Regions from separate parts of the Homo sapiens genome. Here region 2 is linked to region 1. Evidence: chromatin contacts called from ENCODE Hi-C or POLR2A ChIA-PET data. All regions are on one chromosome and are shown on one strand. The core of a region is the stretch at or near the end of the contact, and the rest is flanking DNA. Distances in the headings are between cores, read along the strand shown.

Region 1 (6,943 bases), core at 2,929-5,428:
GGCTATCTGAAATGACCACTAAGATTCCTTCCAACCCAGTGCCCTGTGATTCTGGTCAGTCAAGCCAATGGGCTCCAGGCCCTCCAGGAAGGTGGGTGAACCAGGTGGAAGGGAGGAATTTACCTGGATGCAAGATCTCCCAACAGGCTGGGTGGGTCAGAGGAGGCAGGAGAAGTGGTCAGGAGAGAGTTCAGAGAGGAAGAAAACAAAAAGCACATTCATTCACCACTTCTGCTGTCCCCCGGATAGAGAAGACCCACGGGACACACTCCCACCCACCCCCCTGCACAGCCCTGACTGCTCTTTCAGGGATACACCGAAATGGCATTAGCCCTGCCCCGAGGGACTGGGATCCAGACCCAGCTCAGCAAACCCCTGAGCCCCAGGATCCTCATCTGTCAAGGCAGTGTAAAAATTAACCCCAGTGCTGCCTGTCCCAAGGGAGGCCGGACTATCTAAAGGCAGAGGGAAGGACTCCGGGGTTGCCAAGAATGTTTGAGGGACTGTGGGTCCTGAAAGGTCACCAGACACAGGATTTGGGATTTGTAATTTTGAGATGTCCTATTATATAAGGTCAGGATTACATACTGCCACCTGCCAAGAGGCATTCTTCTAATAATCAAGGAGACCCAATGTCTAATGGGATTTAGCTTTTCAATCTTTTCATAGAAATTTATGAATTAAGTTACAAAAAAGAAACACAGTAGTTTGTTTGTTTGTTTTTCTCCCTGAGCTTCCACCAAACTATGCTCCAGGGCAGGGCAGTCTGGTCCACCACTATGACCTGAGTTAGGAGAGGAGATTTCAGGCAATGTTTGGGGCACTGTCTGGGCCTCTGTTTCACCATCTGTAAAATGGGAAAGCTGACTAGCAAATCCCCAATCCAGCTCTGGGTTCTGAGCCCTTTTAGCTGTTTCCTCAGAAAATCAGCTTGGGCATGCATGGGGGTGGGTGCTATGCCCAAAGTGTGATAAGGAGATGGCACCCCTGGGGACCCCACAGCAAAGACTCTGAGGACGCCGTCCCCTGGGCATGGCCAATCCTCAGTGCGAGCCCAGACCTAGGATAGAGGAGGAGGAGAGAGAGAAAGAGATGGGTGGGGGTAAGAGAGGGGCTGAGGGCCAAGGAAGGAAGAGAGGGAAAGCGGGCGGGGGAGAAAGAGGAACAGAAGGGAGGAAAAGAAGGGACAGGAGGTTCCTCCTCCAAGGTGGATGCAGCTAAAAGGGCTGCAAACAGGCAGAATGGGGCAGGGGCCTGTGGGCACCTGGGACGCTCCCCTCTGCACTCCGGGGTCTTGGGCTTGGCTGGAGCACTCACCCGCCCCGAGACACCACCAGCTTCACTTTCACTTTGTAGGAAACAATGATCCCCAGGATCTCACGGTTGGCACCTTCCCTCAACCTGCAAAGTGACACAGGGGAGCCAGTTCAGGGGCCTTGCCAGGTGGGCGAGACACCTCAGGGGTGGGTATGCTGGGGGGCAGTGGCCGTCCATCCCCCATCTGGCTAGCCACTCAGCTACCATGTCCAATAGAGCCCAGTGGAGATGAGGAAGGCGAGCAGTGCCCTTAGGTAGCAGGGACCCAGAGCCCCGGTTCCAAGTCTGACTGTGAGACTCGCTCACTGTGTGGCCCTGCTGAGCCCCTCTCCCTGCCCAGGCCAGCGTCCCCGCCATGAGGGCCAGGCTCCTCCTCCCCTCAGATGGATTCTGCTTCTCTCAGCAACCCATGGGCAGAAAGGGCCACACGGGGAGTTCACAGAGGGCGAGGCAGCTGGGGTGGGGTGGGGTGGGGGCCATCAGAGAAGGACTTCTCCGCAGAGGTGGTGCTTCAGCTGGGTCTTGAAGATGGGTAGGGTGTGAGCCAGGGTGGAGACAGGGCAAAAAGCTTCAGGTAAGTGGGAGGCTGTGCAGGGGCTGCTGAAGAGAGCTGAGTCTGTGCTGGGAGTGGCGGCTGCTCTAGACGTAGGCCAAAGCCCCACTGAAGGACCACACTGGCAAGAGGGCAAGATGGCATCCCCATAGCCAGGGCTCTGCTGGAGCAGAGTAGCCTAGAGGCGTCCACGATGACTGTGCAGCAGGAGTGACCAGATGCCCTGGGACCCCTGACTTGGAGGGGCACCCCATGTTGGGTCTAACCCAGCTCACCACCCTGGTCTCTCCTCAGGGACACCCCATCTGACTGAAGGCATTACGTCAGAAGCTGCCACCTCTTGCAGGAAGCCTTCCCAGGTTGCCCTCCCCCAGGCATGGTAGCAGAGCCCAGCACTGCCTGAGTGAGCTGGCCTAGTGGTCCATCTTATTCTCTCAGTCACCCCTGGGTAGGGTTGGGAGTAAGGAGGCAGCTTCCCTGACAAGTCAAGCACCTGAGGACAGGCCCTGACAAGGCTATGGAGAGGGTAGCCTGAGCCTTGTCTTTGAACTGGGGGGACCAAGGAGGGTGTGGCCCCATCAGGCAAGATGCACTAGGAGCCCAGGGCTAGGAGGGCAGGTCCTCACAGGGTGCTAGAGGCCAAGTTCGTGTCTTCGTGCTTGAGCTTCCCGTCCAAGGCGAGGCCCCGCTTCTCTCGGTTATTGGCTAGGAAGGGGGTCAGTGTGTAGACCTTGCAGAACGTCGAGCTGGGTGCCACAGTGTCACTGGGAAGAAAGGAAGCAGCTGTGGAGATGGCCCTCCCCAGAGCCAACCCCAGCCCTGATCTCCAGCCCAGCAGAATATCTAGTCTGAGCCTGCTCCAAGTCTCCCTCTCCCAACCTCTGTCCCCCAGACACACGGACCACTTGGGCCAGCCCAGCTCGGGCAAGGAGACCACTGCCACTCAAAAGAGGCACATCTACATTCTACGCACAAACAGGACTGAATCTCGGATATTCTAAAAGATTATCCTAGTCAAGCAGCACAGTGCTAAAAAGCACATTTATTTAAAGAATTACAGCCAGCCGGGTGCAGTGGCTCACGCCTGTAATCCCAGCATTTTGGGAGGCCGAGGCGGGTAGATCACGAGGTCAGGAGTTGGAGACCATCCTGGCTAACAAGGTGAAACCCCGTCTCTACTAAAAATACAAAAAAATTAGCCGGGCATGGTGGTGGACGCCTGTAGTTCCAGCTACTCAGGAGGCTGAGCCAGGAGAATGGCATGAACCTGGGAGGTGGAGCTTACAGTGAGCCGAGATTGCTCCACTGCACTCCAGCCTGGGTGACAGAGCAAGACTCCATCTCAAAAAAAAAAAAAAAAAAAGTACAGCCACAGCAGGCACAGTTGCTCATGCCTGTAATCCCAGCAACTTGAGAGGCTGACAGGAGGATTGCTTGAGGCTAGGAGTTTGAGACCAGCCTGGGCAACATAGCAAGACCCCATCGCTACAAAAAATTTTAAACATTAGCCTGATATGGTGGTGCACACCTGTAGTCCTAGCTACTTGGGAGGCTGAGGCAGGAGGATCACTTGAGCCCAGGAGTTCGAGGCTGGCTGTAGTGAGCCATGATCATACCACTGCACTCCAGCCTGGGCAACAGAGTGAAACTCTGTCTCTAAACAAATTTAATTTAAATTTATTTTATTTTATTTTATTTTATTTTATTTTATTTTTTTGAGACAGAGTCTTGCTCTGTCGCCCAGGCTAGAGTACAGTAGTGCGATCCTGGCTCACTGGAACCTCCACCTCCCAGGTTGAAGCAGTTCTCCTACCTCAGCCTCCCAAGTAGCTGGGATCACAGGGGCGCGCCACCATGCCCGACTAATTTTTGTATTTTTAGTAGAGATGAGGTTTTGCCATGTTGGCCAGGATGGTCTCAAACTCCTGACCTCAAGTGATCTGCCTGCCTCAGCCTCCCCAAGTGCTGGGATTATAGGCGTGAGCACCAGCCCTGTCTCTAAACACATTTTAAAAAGAAAAAATTATAGCTACACATAAACCATAAATGAAGCTATTTGGGCACCCATATACCCACCATCTAGGCTCAACAATTAAAACTTTACTTGCTTGATCACATCCATCATATATAGGGTGTTTTGATTGTCCAATTTTTACTTGCTTTTGCTCTATCCCCCATCCTTTCCAATGAGAGAGCTGTCATGCAGCAGATAGTGAACAAGCCTTGGAGTCGGACGACCGTGTTCCAGCCCCAGCTTTGCTGCTTGCTAACTTGCAAGTCACATCTCTCTGAGCCACTTCCTCCTCTACATACTGGGGCAGCAGCAACCCCAGCCCCACAGCGCTTCCTGAGAAGTAAACAAGTCTGTGAGTGCAAATGCCTCCCCAGCCATCCCTGCTGGTATTCGTTATGCAGACGCTGGCACCATCTGCAGTGGTTGGGATTTTCTACTCTTTAGGGATTATATGTTACTCTGGTTCTAGATCACTTCACTTTACCATCAGGAATCTATGCCTCATAGCTCTGATTTTTTTGAAAAAATCAACAGTGGATATGAAAAATATCCAGTAACCAGAGAAAGCTTGATCTAATCATAGCATGTTCACCTATAGGACATTAAAAACTATTTCAAAGGCCATGTAGTAACATTTTAAAAATATTTTCAGTTGCAAGAAATACTGATTGGAATTATACATAAACAAATACACATATACATGTAAAATTATATCAGGTATAATTGCCCCAAGAAATTACTTGCAGGGCCAGGAAAAAAAAATGTGTATGTCTTTGAATGGGAGCATTTACTTCCTTTAGGTAAGTAAAGATGTTTCACTTCAGATCTCTCCACTTGCCTTAGCTGCCAACAAGCCTGGGACAAAGTTCGATCCATGCTCAACCATAGCAGTTCTCCTCAAACCTAGATGATTTTTTTGTGTGTAATTATTCTCTGCACTCCCACACACAACCCCTTTTTCCCAATGAGTTGGATTACCCCTTTATCAGACAAGAGCTGTGTACCTAGTGCCTTACCCACTTTGCCCTGGCTACCAGGAAGCCAAGAACAAAGTATTTCCCTTCAACCTAGGTTTCTTGTACAACGTAATTATTTCTTCTCACAACCCCAATCCCCTTACATTCATTAGCTATTGTTTTGTCACTCTAGTTTTAGTGGGTCTCTTCCTTGACTGTAGCATGCATTTTCTTGAAGCTAAATCAGGTGGATGGTTTCTAAAAGGCTCTTCGGGATCATCTACTCTGAGTGGCAAGGAAGTCTGAGGCCCAGCCCTCTGCCAGGTGGAGAAGAGCCACCTGGACCTGTAACAGGACACCTAGAGCTTCTCTTTTTCCCACCCAATCCCATACGCCCAAGGCCAGACTTGTGCCCACTTACTCAGCCTCTTCCATGGCAACAGGGCACTTGTACTGAGCTGTGTTGAAAAGGCAGATGTCTGCATACTGGCGCACTAGGGAGGGAGAGGAATCAAGGTGGAGTGAGTCGGGAATGTAGCTCCCATGGAGTCTCACAGGCGTCCCCGGGTTGGGGATATTCAGCCCCAGGCAATGGCCAGAGGCCACCAGTGGGGACTTCTGCATAAGACCACCCCTGTCTTACATCCAAAGGGTAGCCCCAAACACACCCATTTCCTTCCATAACCAAAGCCTTCCCCTCAAGGACAGCTTTGTCCAGAACCCAAGAAACTGAAGAGGTGGCTTAAAGAGCAAACTCATTACCTAGCCAATAAGCAGCCTGCCTTACCCAACTCAAAAGCTTTGCCCTGTGGCTCAGAGCAGGCCCTGGGCTTCAGTGGCTATTTTTTATACAAGGCTGTTAACAAGGGGAGATACTTCAGCCACCCCCAGCCCTTGGGAAGATTGCCTCTCGCTGTCCCCTAAGCTGACCCTCTGTCTGGGATACCTGAGATCTTGATCTTCTTCACCGTCTTGTTGGTGTTGTTGGTGACGTGGACGTTGACGCTGATGGGTTCTCCATGGTAATAGATCTGGGGGGCATAAGAAGGGACGGGGTTGGCTGGGAGGACAGCAAGGTTCTAGGGAAAGGGGAGGGAGAAAAGCCCCCACGCGATCTTCTGGGGTTCCCCAGACCTTGCGCAGACCTTCAGAAGGGTCTGCTGCTCCCATCTGAAGTCCATCACATCCCTCAGGTTCATGCCCCCTCTGCCACTCCTTTAGGCCCAAGAGGCTTCTCCGAATCCCCCAAGGCATTGTGACATTTGCCCCAAGTTCATCAGCCACTTCCCACTGCTGCTAAGGTGGCATGAAAGCCACCAAGCACATTAGCCTTCAGTTCCCTGGTGGGACCCTTGAAAGATAACGGAATTGGAAGGTGATAGTCCTGGGCTCCAGCCCTGGCTTGGCCAGCAGTAATTGTGACAACAATAACAACAATAACATTGACGATGATGAAAGCAGTGTGACCGTGGGTAGGTTATCTAAGCCTCAGGGTCTCCCTCTGTGCAACGAAGGGGTTGGACTAGGTGATGTCTGAAGTCCCTGCCAGCTCTAAATTCTGTCCACAGAAGGATCTGGAAGAAGCAGGGAAAGGTGAGGATGGGCTCACCAGCTCACTGAGGGAGCCAGCTCTGAATCCCTACAAAAAGACCTCAACTTGCATCTTGCCCCAAGGCACTTCCCTTCAGCCATGCCCCGAGAGAGAGGGGGTGCCCACACCTTGAGGAGGGGCCAGCCTAAGCTCACAGCAGTCAGCTGGGTTTGATTCAGAGTTTGAGGGGAGGCCCTTCCTTCTGCAGGGCTTGTCGCCCTGACGCTCAGTGTTTGGCAGGAAGGTCACGGCCCCCCACCGTGCCCCCTCTGCAATGCTGGTTGACCTTCAGCACTCGGCCTGAGGCAGGCAGCTGGTGGAGGTGTGGGGGAGATGTCCAGGACCTTCAGGAAGGTCTGCTCCTCACTTCGGAAGTCCATCACATCTCTCAAGTTCATGCCCCCTTTGCCACTCCTTTAGGCCCAAGAGGCTTCTCCAAATCCCCCATGAGAGGTCTCAGATTCCCTGACCCCTGTGGTCCTTGGGCTGGGGATAGAAGCTCCTACCTGAGG
Region 2 (6,943 bases), core at 1,508-4,007, 35 kb before region 1:
CCCCAATGGCTCGCAGACTTGATTCCTTGGGGAACTTGGACAGAGAGAAATTGGTTCCAGGAGAATTTAGACGGGAAGCACCTTTACAAAGTGGGAAGAGAGGAGAGGAGGCTGAGTAGAGGCCATACAGAGAGACAAGCAGAGACTCATTAACATCCACCACAAATCTGCTGTGTTGGAGAAGGAAAGAACATGGAACAGGGAAAAATGACATGGGAGCTAATTAGTCCCAGAGAGGGGCAATGCCTTACCCAGGGTCTGGCAGGACGGGTGCTAGGCCCCCAGACCCAGGTGAAATGTTTTTTCTTGTTTTGAGGCACTTTCAACTCACTTTATCATAACAGCCCTGAGAGGAATAGGAAGAACAGGAATTTAAAGCCTATCTACCTTATAGAAGAGGAAGGTGACAGCCCAAGATTGAGAAAGGCCTGAGGTCACACCAGATCAACCATGGCATCCATTCCCAGCCTCAGCTTCTTGGGGTCAGGATAAGCATTCCTTGTGGTGCAGGACCCTCTCAGATGCAGCCCACCATCTTGGACAGAGTCCTGGGCAAGGACCCTGGGGTCAGGTTTCTAGGCTAAACTCTGAAAACTTGACAGGGGCCTTGGGGCCCCTCTGGCCTATTTCCCCATTTGTGCAAAACAGACGACATTTGCCTTATTCTCTGGCACCTGATGATTCTAAATTCTCTCCAGGCCTCATTTCCCCAAATGAGGTGTTGAGCACCCCCCCAATCAAGGCTGCCTGTGGTCCTGCAGCTCCTTTCCTGGGGGGCAGCAGGGGAGGGGGGCATCAGCCAATCTGAGGCCAGCCACCACCGGGGCCTGGGGAAGGAGTTCCAGCCTTGGTAGTGGTCTGATTCCTCAGGGCCTGGAAGCAGACAAGGAAACAGAGACTTCTGTTCATTCAGTCTGTCATTTGCACCACACACTCTCCTGAGATAGTCTCTATACTGGAAACAGAAAAGTGAAAACGACCTAGTGCCTCCTACCAGGGGAGATGTCAGAGCTGGGGCATGTTGCTGTGTGGGCCGGGGTTTAGGGGAGGGCTATAGCTGGGGGCCCAGCCCCAGTGGCATCTACTTGAGCACGTGTGCCCATGTGAGAAAAGACATCACCAGCCTGTTACCTCCACAGACCAAGGGCATGGTGCAGGGCAGGAGGAGTAGGGTCTGACTGTGCTAGCCAATCGCTGGGTCCCTATGCTTGGCATGGCTTAAGCATGGGCCTGTAAGCTTGCCCTCTGAGAATGTATCCACGAACCTGCATGGGCTCAGAAGTGTGCATATTCAAATATGTATGTCTTTATGAATTTATGGACACATGCCAGGACGCACTCAAACCTACGATCCTATGTCCACATATGAATGAGTCTGCATGGACTTGCATGAGACACATCTGAGCTCTCATACCTGGGAGAGTTAAGACAGGGGGTAGGGAAGAGAGAGGGGCTTGGAGGAGGGGAGAGCTGGGAGACCCCCATCATCACCAGCTCTGTTCCTTAATGTTGGTCCTTGCCCAAGACCCAGGCCACTGCAGGGTCTGCCTCTTCTCCTTAAGTGGTATTGATCCTTTGGTCGATCTGTTAAATATAACCTCAGGGAAGGAGTCAACATAACAACCGTACCCAATTCAGGAGAAAGAGACTGATTCTTGGGAGGAGGTGGGGAGCCTCTATTCCAACCAGCTCTGCTGATACCCGAATGGCCTGCGGATCAAGTGTCAGCCTCTCCAGCCTGAATAATTCATGCTAAGGCCAGGAATCCTCCCTTCTCAGGAGCCTGTCTCTTTAAATCAGGTTTAGAGCTTCCCAGTTCTGGGGGAAAAAAAATCCAGAACAAAACAAATCTGTAAACAGCTCAGCCCCCCCACCCTCAGCCCTGGCCCCTTCTGAGACCCCCAACTCCATGCTGCAAAATCTGCTCCTGCTCTCCCAACCTCTGGTGCCCCAAACCCCACTCACAGGCGGAGAAGCCTGGAGGGACTAGTTGACAGTGTCCAACGGAACCCCAGGAGTCTTAAGAGGTTTGGGGGCAGGGAGTGAAAGCAAAGAGCAGAATCACTACACCCCCGGGTCTCTGTGCCTAGGACAGTGCTTGGCAGAGAAGCCCAGCCCGGTGGAGGAAACCACACGGGGGAACTCCTGGCAGAGGCAGAGCAGCCAGAGTTGGTGGGTGGGAGGGGAGCGGGTGCCACAGACTTCTCCTGAGAATGGGATGGGATGGGATGGAGAAAAAGCTGGTCCCATAGGACCTGCAGGGGTGGTGACACAGCCAGGTCTAATGGAACTAGGGTCGCAGAGGAGGAAGCAGAGACTGGGGATTTTCCAGTCTCTCTGCCTTAGGAAGAGGCCGGAAAATGAGTAACTTTCTCAGCCCACCCCTCATCCCTTCCTCCGGTAGTAGGAGCAGCTCTAAAGTCCTCCCCAACCCCCGAATTCTCCCTGGTGGTGACCCACCTGCCTGCTCTCCGCAGTCGGGCCCCGCCCCACACGTGCTGGAGAAGGAGGAGGAAGGACCCAGCTTAAATGTTGGGGGTGGAGGAGGAGGAAAACCAAGTCGGAGCCTCCAGGAGCCAAACTTCTCGGCAGCCCGGAGGGGCGGGGGCGGAGAGGATGAAGAGAAAGCGCAGCAGCCGACAGCCCTGATTCTCGGGAGCCTCCCACCCCGCCTCCCACGGCGAGGAGGGCGCGGAGACTCCGCTGGGGGCGGAGGACGAGACCGGGAGGCGGGGAGGGGGGAGGCAAACCCTGCCCACTCGGCTCGGAGCCCGGAGCGGCCGCGGAAGCCGGAGGCCGGCGCGCAGGGCGAGGGCACCGGGGGCGGGGGGCTCCGCTCCCCGTCTGACCCCTCTTGCCCCCGGCCAGTCAGCCAGTAAGTGCGGCTCCTCAGACTTTCGAGACAGCGAACGGACCGACCGGGACTGCCAGCCGCTCCGGGTCAAGGACTCGCCCCACCCGTGCCCCCCACCAGGCGCTCCCAACTCACTGGTGAGCGCGGCGGCCCGGGCGCTGGATGCGGGGGCGGCCGCGATGGCCCCGCGCGCGGGACAGCCGGGGCTCCAGGGGCTGCTGCTCGTGGCGGCGGCGCTGAGCCAGCCCGCGGCACCCTGCCCCTTCCAGTGCTACTGCTTCGGCGGCCCCAAGCTGCTGCTGCGCTGCGCGTCGGGAGCCGAGCTCCGCCAGCCTCCGCGGGACGTGCCGCCCGACGCGCGCAACCTCACCATCGTAGGCGCCAACCTGACGGTGCTGCGCGCGGCCGCCTTCGCCGGCGGGGACGGGGACGGCGACCAGGCGGCGGGCGTGCGCCTGCCGCTCCTGAGCGCGCTGCGCCTCACGCACAACCACATCGAGGTGGTGGAGGACGGCGCCTTCGACGGGCTGCCCAGCCTGGCGGCGCTCGACCTCAGCCACAACCCGCTGCGCGCCCTGGGCGGCGGCGCCTTCCGCGGGCTGCCCGCGCTGCGCTCGCTGCAGCTCAACCACGCGCTGGTGCGCGGCGGCCCCGCGCTGCTGGCCGCGCTGGACGCTGCGCTGGCACCGCTGGCCGAGCTTCGCCTGCTGGGCCTAGCGGGCAACGCGCTGAGCCGTCTGCCGCCAGCCGCCCTGCGCCTGGCGCGCCTGGAGCAGCTGGACGTGCGCCTCAACGCGCTGGCCGGCCTGGACCCCGACGAGCTGCGCGCGCTGGAGCGCGATGGCGGCCTCCCCGGGCCGCGCCTGCTGCTCGCCGACAACCCCCTGCGCTGCGGCTGTGCCGCACGCCCCCTGCTGGCCTGGCTGCGCAACGCCACGGAGCGCGTGCCCGACTCGCGGCGCCTGCGCTGCGCCGCCCCGCGGGCGCTGCTAGACCGGCCGCTACTGGACCTGGACGGGGCGCGGCTTCGCTGCGCGGACAGCGGCGCCGACGCTCGCGGAGAGGAGGCGGAGGCCGCCGGCCCGGAGCTGGAAGCCTCCTACGTGTTCTTCGGGCTGGTGCTGGCACTCATCGGCCTCATCTTCCTCATGGTGCTCTACCTAAACCGCCGCGGCATCCAGCGCTGGATGCGCAACCTGCGCGAGGCGTGCCGGGACCAGATGGAGGGCTACCACTACCGCTACGAGCAGGACGCCGACCCGCGCCGCGCGCCCGCGCCCGCCGCGCCCGCGGGCTCCCGCGCCACCTCCCCGGGCTCGGGGCTCTGAGCGGCGCCCCCGGGCTCGGGGCTTCCCTTGCCTGGCCCGAAGCCGTGGAGATGAGACACCCGCGAGCCCCGAGCTCTGAGACCTTCCCCTGACTCGGAGGCGCTAAGCCGTACCCTCTCGTTCCCGCCTCCGAGAGCTCCCACCGTCAAAGACCCAGAGATAGCCGGTCCGAATCCAGAAACCCCGCCTGCCCACCCTAGTTTCCGAAACCTCCCTCCTGAACCACTGAAAGTCCGTTCCCCGTCTCGGAGCTCACACAGAGAATCTGTCCTTCAAGGCCAAAGCTCTGAGACTTGCCCCCAGCACCCTGTGCTTGGAGCTCCGACACCCGAGACTGCACTGACCTCCCTCGCCAGCTCGGAGCCCTCAGTCCCCTCCGGGGCTTGAGGGCCCTTCCATCCCATTCTGGACTCGAAGCACAGCACCCCCATCAGAATGGTTTTGTGGATTTTGAGCCCTTTGTCCCATCCCAGAGCTCAGAGCCCTCCATCCTGCATGGAGGCCCAACCCTGGGGCTCTGAGGATTGGGCACCCTCCCCTCATCTAAGAATATATTTCATACCCCTGCCCCCCCTTCACCCACCCCCGCCTCTGGCTCAGGCCCTTCCCTTCCTCGGCTCAGGCATGGGGCTCAGCTCCTAGTCTGTCCCTCCCATCCCAGGGACAAGCACAGCCCATCTAGCCTTAGTGTGGAGCCAACTCTCAGCCTTTCCCACCAGGGCGCTGACCTCCCGATACTCAGTGCTGGTCCCCAGTCTCAGACTCTCAGCTCTTCACCCCGATCTGACTTTCGTCCTCCTGCCCAAGCCTTTGGCTCTTGACCCCCCCCCCATACCCAATGCTGGCACTCAGCACCCACCCCTGCCATTCACTAGTCAAGGTCCAGTGAGGAATCCGTCCCTGGGATGTCCTCATCCCCTTTTCGTCCCAGGACGAGCTCTTCAGTCCTGCCGGATAGGTGCAGGTGCCATGCACCCCTAGTGCATACTGGCAGATCCTTGTAGGGAAGGAGAGAGTCTTGGGTGTGTGAAAGGGATAGTGGGGCATCGTGGCCTCAGAGAGGGGCAGGAAGTGGGGTCTGAAGGGCTGGAAGTTGCTGCCCTTCGATTTCTCTATGCTCTCTCCCACCCCTGTGGCTCTTCGCCCTTGGGGATTCCTTGCCACCACCGCTACCACCACCACCTCACCCCGTGTATCTTCTGAAAGAGAAGTAGGTCTTTCCTCCTGCCTCAGGCACAAGCCCTCCTGGTTCAGGGTCAGAAGCTCAGCACCTTGCCTTCTCCATGATCCCAAAGCACAATTGGTGAGTGGGGGAGAGGACCCCCTCTCCCTGACTCCCCACCCTCTAGATCAGGCAGAATGGCTGGCCTGTGCTGCGTCTGCACACAGGAAGTCACCTTCCTTTAATATATTGGCTTGAGGCCTGCCTGCCCTCCCCATACCCAGAAAATCTGGATCTCCCTTGAGCAGTTTTCTATAAAGTCTGCAATAATCTCAGATACTCTACTCTTGTTAGTGGTGCCGTATCATTCCTGCTGACCTTGGAGTACTGATGGGGGTGGGAGGGGACTCTTGGGAGGGCATTTTGGACTTCTTTTTGGTGGGGCAGTGACCCTTGATGCGTTCTCCCAGACTGTGGGAGGAGAAATGGGTTCTGATTGCACATAGCAGGATTAAGGTTAGATACATGGAGGGACTTCCCATTGGGATGACATTGTTCCCCAAGCCAGCCTGCTTTCTATCATCGGAGGAGGGGTTATGCACAGCCAAAGTGGGATTCGACACTTCCTCTACATCCTCTTCCCTCCCGTTCCTCATCTTCAGGATGGGGATGGAGTTAGACTAAGAAACATTAGCCTCAGCCAAGACCATCCGGGAGGAAATCCAGCTACAGAGAATGAGGAGTTAATTCAGACAGGAAAGAGGGATTGTTTGCTGCTTTGGGATCATCCCCTCTAATGAATTATTATCTGATACTCCTTTATGTCCTGTGTCACTTCACACTCTCCTGGCCAGAGGGTAAGACCTGCGTGTTGGGTATGTGAGAGGCTGCGTGTGGGGAGTGTGGATGAAATGACTCCTTGAGATATGTGAAGCCAGGGGACCGGAGGGCCAGGAGGGCCTCCAGGTCCCCAGGCTGGATTGTTTTGCATTCAGGGTCACAGAGCCCTAGAACCATAGGGCAGAAGCCTAGAATTCTGGCATTTTCTAATTTCAGGGCCACATAATTCTAGAATGTGTGCCTTCTAACTATTGAAAAGGACTGCAGAGGTAATGTGGGAAGCCTCCTAAGCTGTCTCAACAGGAGGCATCATCTCGTGATGGGAGGCTCCCTCCCTCCCTTCCTTTCAGTGTCTGAGGAGCCTGCCTGGGACTCTGACAGCCCCAGCTTTGCCATGGGGCCAGGAGCACCCCTCAGCCCAGGACAGCTCTTCACAAGTCAGAGACCGTGCATGGGGCTCCTTGTCTTTTCCCGGCACGCTCTCTACCCCTTCTCCAAGTCATTCCTCATGAGAAAGTATTAAGTCCTCTTGACACATTCCCCTCTGTCAATGACCTCCAAAGGGTGCCCCGCAGTCCCCCAGGACAATATAGTGATGGTCTCTCTAACGCAAGTTAGAGCTTGTTAGTTGATTTTTGATAACTATTGATTTAATACTTAGTTTAGCAGTAGCTCTCATAAAACCTCAAAGATTTTTGCTGACAACCCATAGCTAATTGCAGTTTCACTTGCCAGGACTTACTGTAGTCTTAAGCTACA

What was found. Hi-C counts contacts between places; a loop is a spot of excess contacts on that map. ChIA-PET counts read pairs that join two places held with the same protein, here RNA polymerase II (POLR2A). Pooled maps may share reads with other maps.
Region 2: a loop to region 1 is called in a map of naive thymus-derived CD4-positive, alpha-beta T cell, with 6 times the contacts of the local background. The contact joins the promoter of TPBGL here to the enhancer-like site in region 1. A Hi-C loop is called at or near these places in 2 of 168 maps with a recorded cell type or tissue (CD4-positive, alpha-beta memory T cell and naive thymus-derived CD4-positive, alpha-beta T cell) and 5 of 50 pooled maps. POLR2A ChIA-PET finds 5 or more read pairs at or near these places in 10 of 52 experiments (CD4-positive, alpha-beta T cell, CD4-positive, alpha-beta memory T cell, CD8-positive, alpha-beta T cell and 7 more).

Annotation. Positions count from the first base shown.
Region 1 is chr11:75,271,578-75,278,520 of GRCh38, forward strand. ARRB1 (arrestin beta 1) reads right to left here. Exons shown (of 16, transcript NM_004041.5): 9 at 5,787-5,871; 10 at 5,262-5,334; 11 at 2,497-2,634; 12 at 1,318-1,401; 13 at 124-147. Among named protein-coding and RNA genes, the nearest start is that of TPBGL, 34 kb to the left of the region's middle. RefSeq lists enhancers at 982-1,483, 6,301-6,801. Within about 2 kb of position 4,179, at least 13 of the 41 ENCODE cell types and tissues checked have a DNase peak (open chromatin) inside an H3K27ac peak, as active enhancers do; they include CD4-positive, alpha-beta T cell and CD8-positive, alpha-beta T cell, where a contact is called at or near this core.
Region 2 is chr11:75,238,017-75,244,959 of GRCh38, forward strand. It overlaps TPBGL (trophoblast glycoprotein like), which reads left to right and starts at 2,758. Exons shown (of 1, transcript NM_001195528.2): 1 at 2,758-5,688. The coding sequence starts at 3,034. The coding sequence ends at 4,182. It overlaps LOC124902717 (a long non-coding RNA gene), which reads right to left and starts at 1,854. Exons shown (of 2, transcript XR_007062783.1): 1 at 1,630-1,854; 2 at 1-81. RefSeq lists silencers at 3,664-3,913, 4,044-4,123.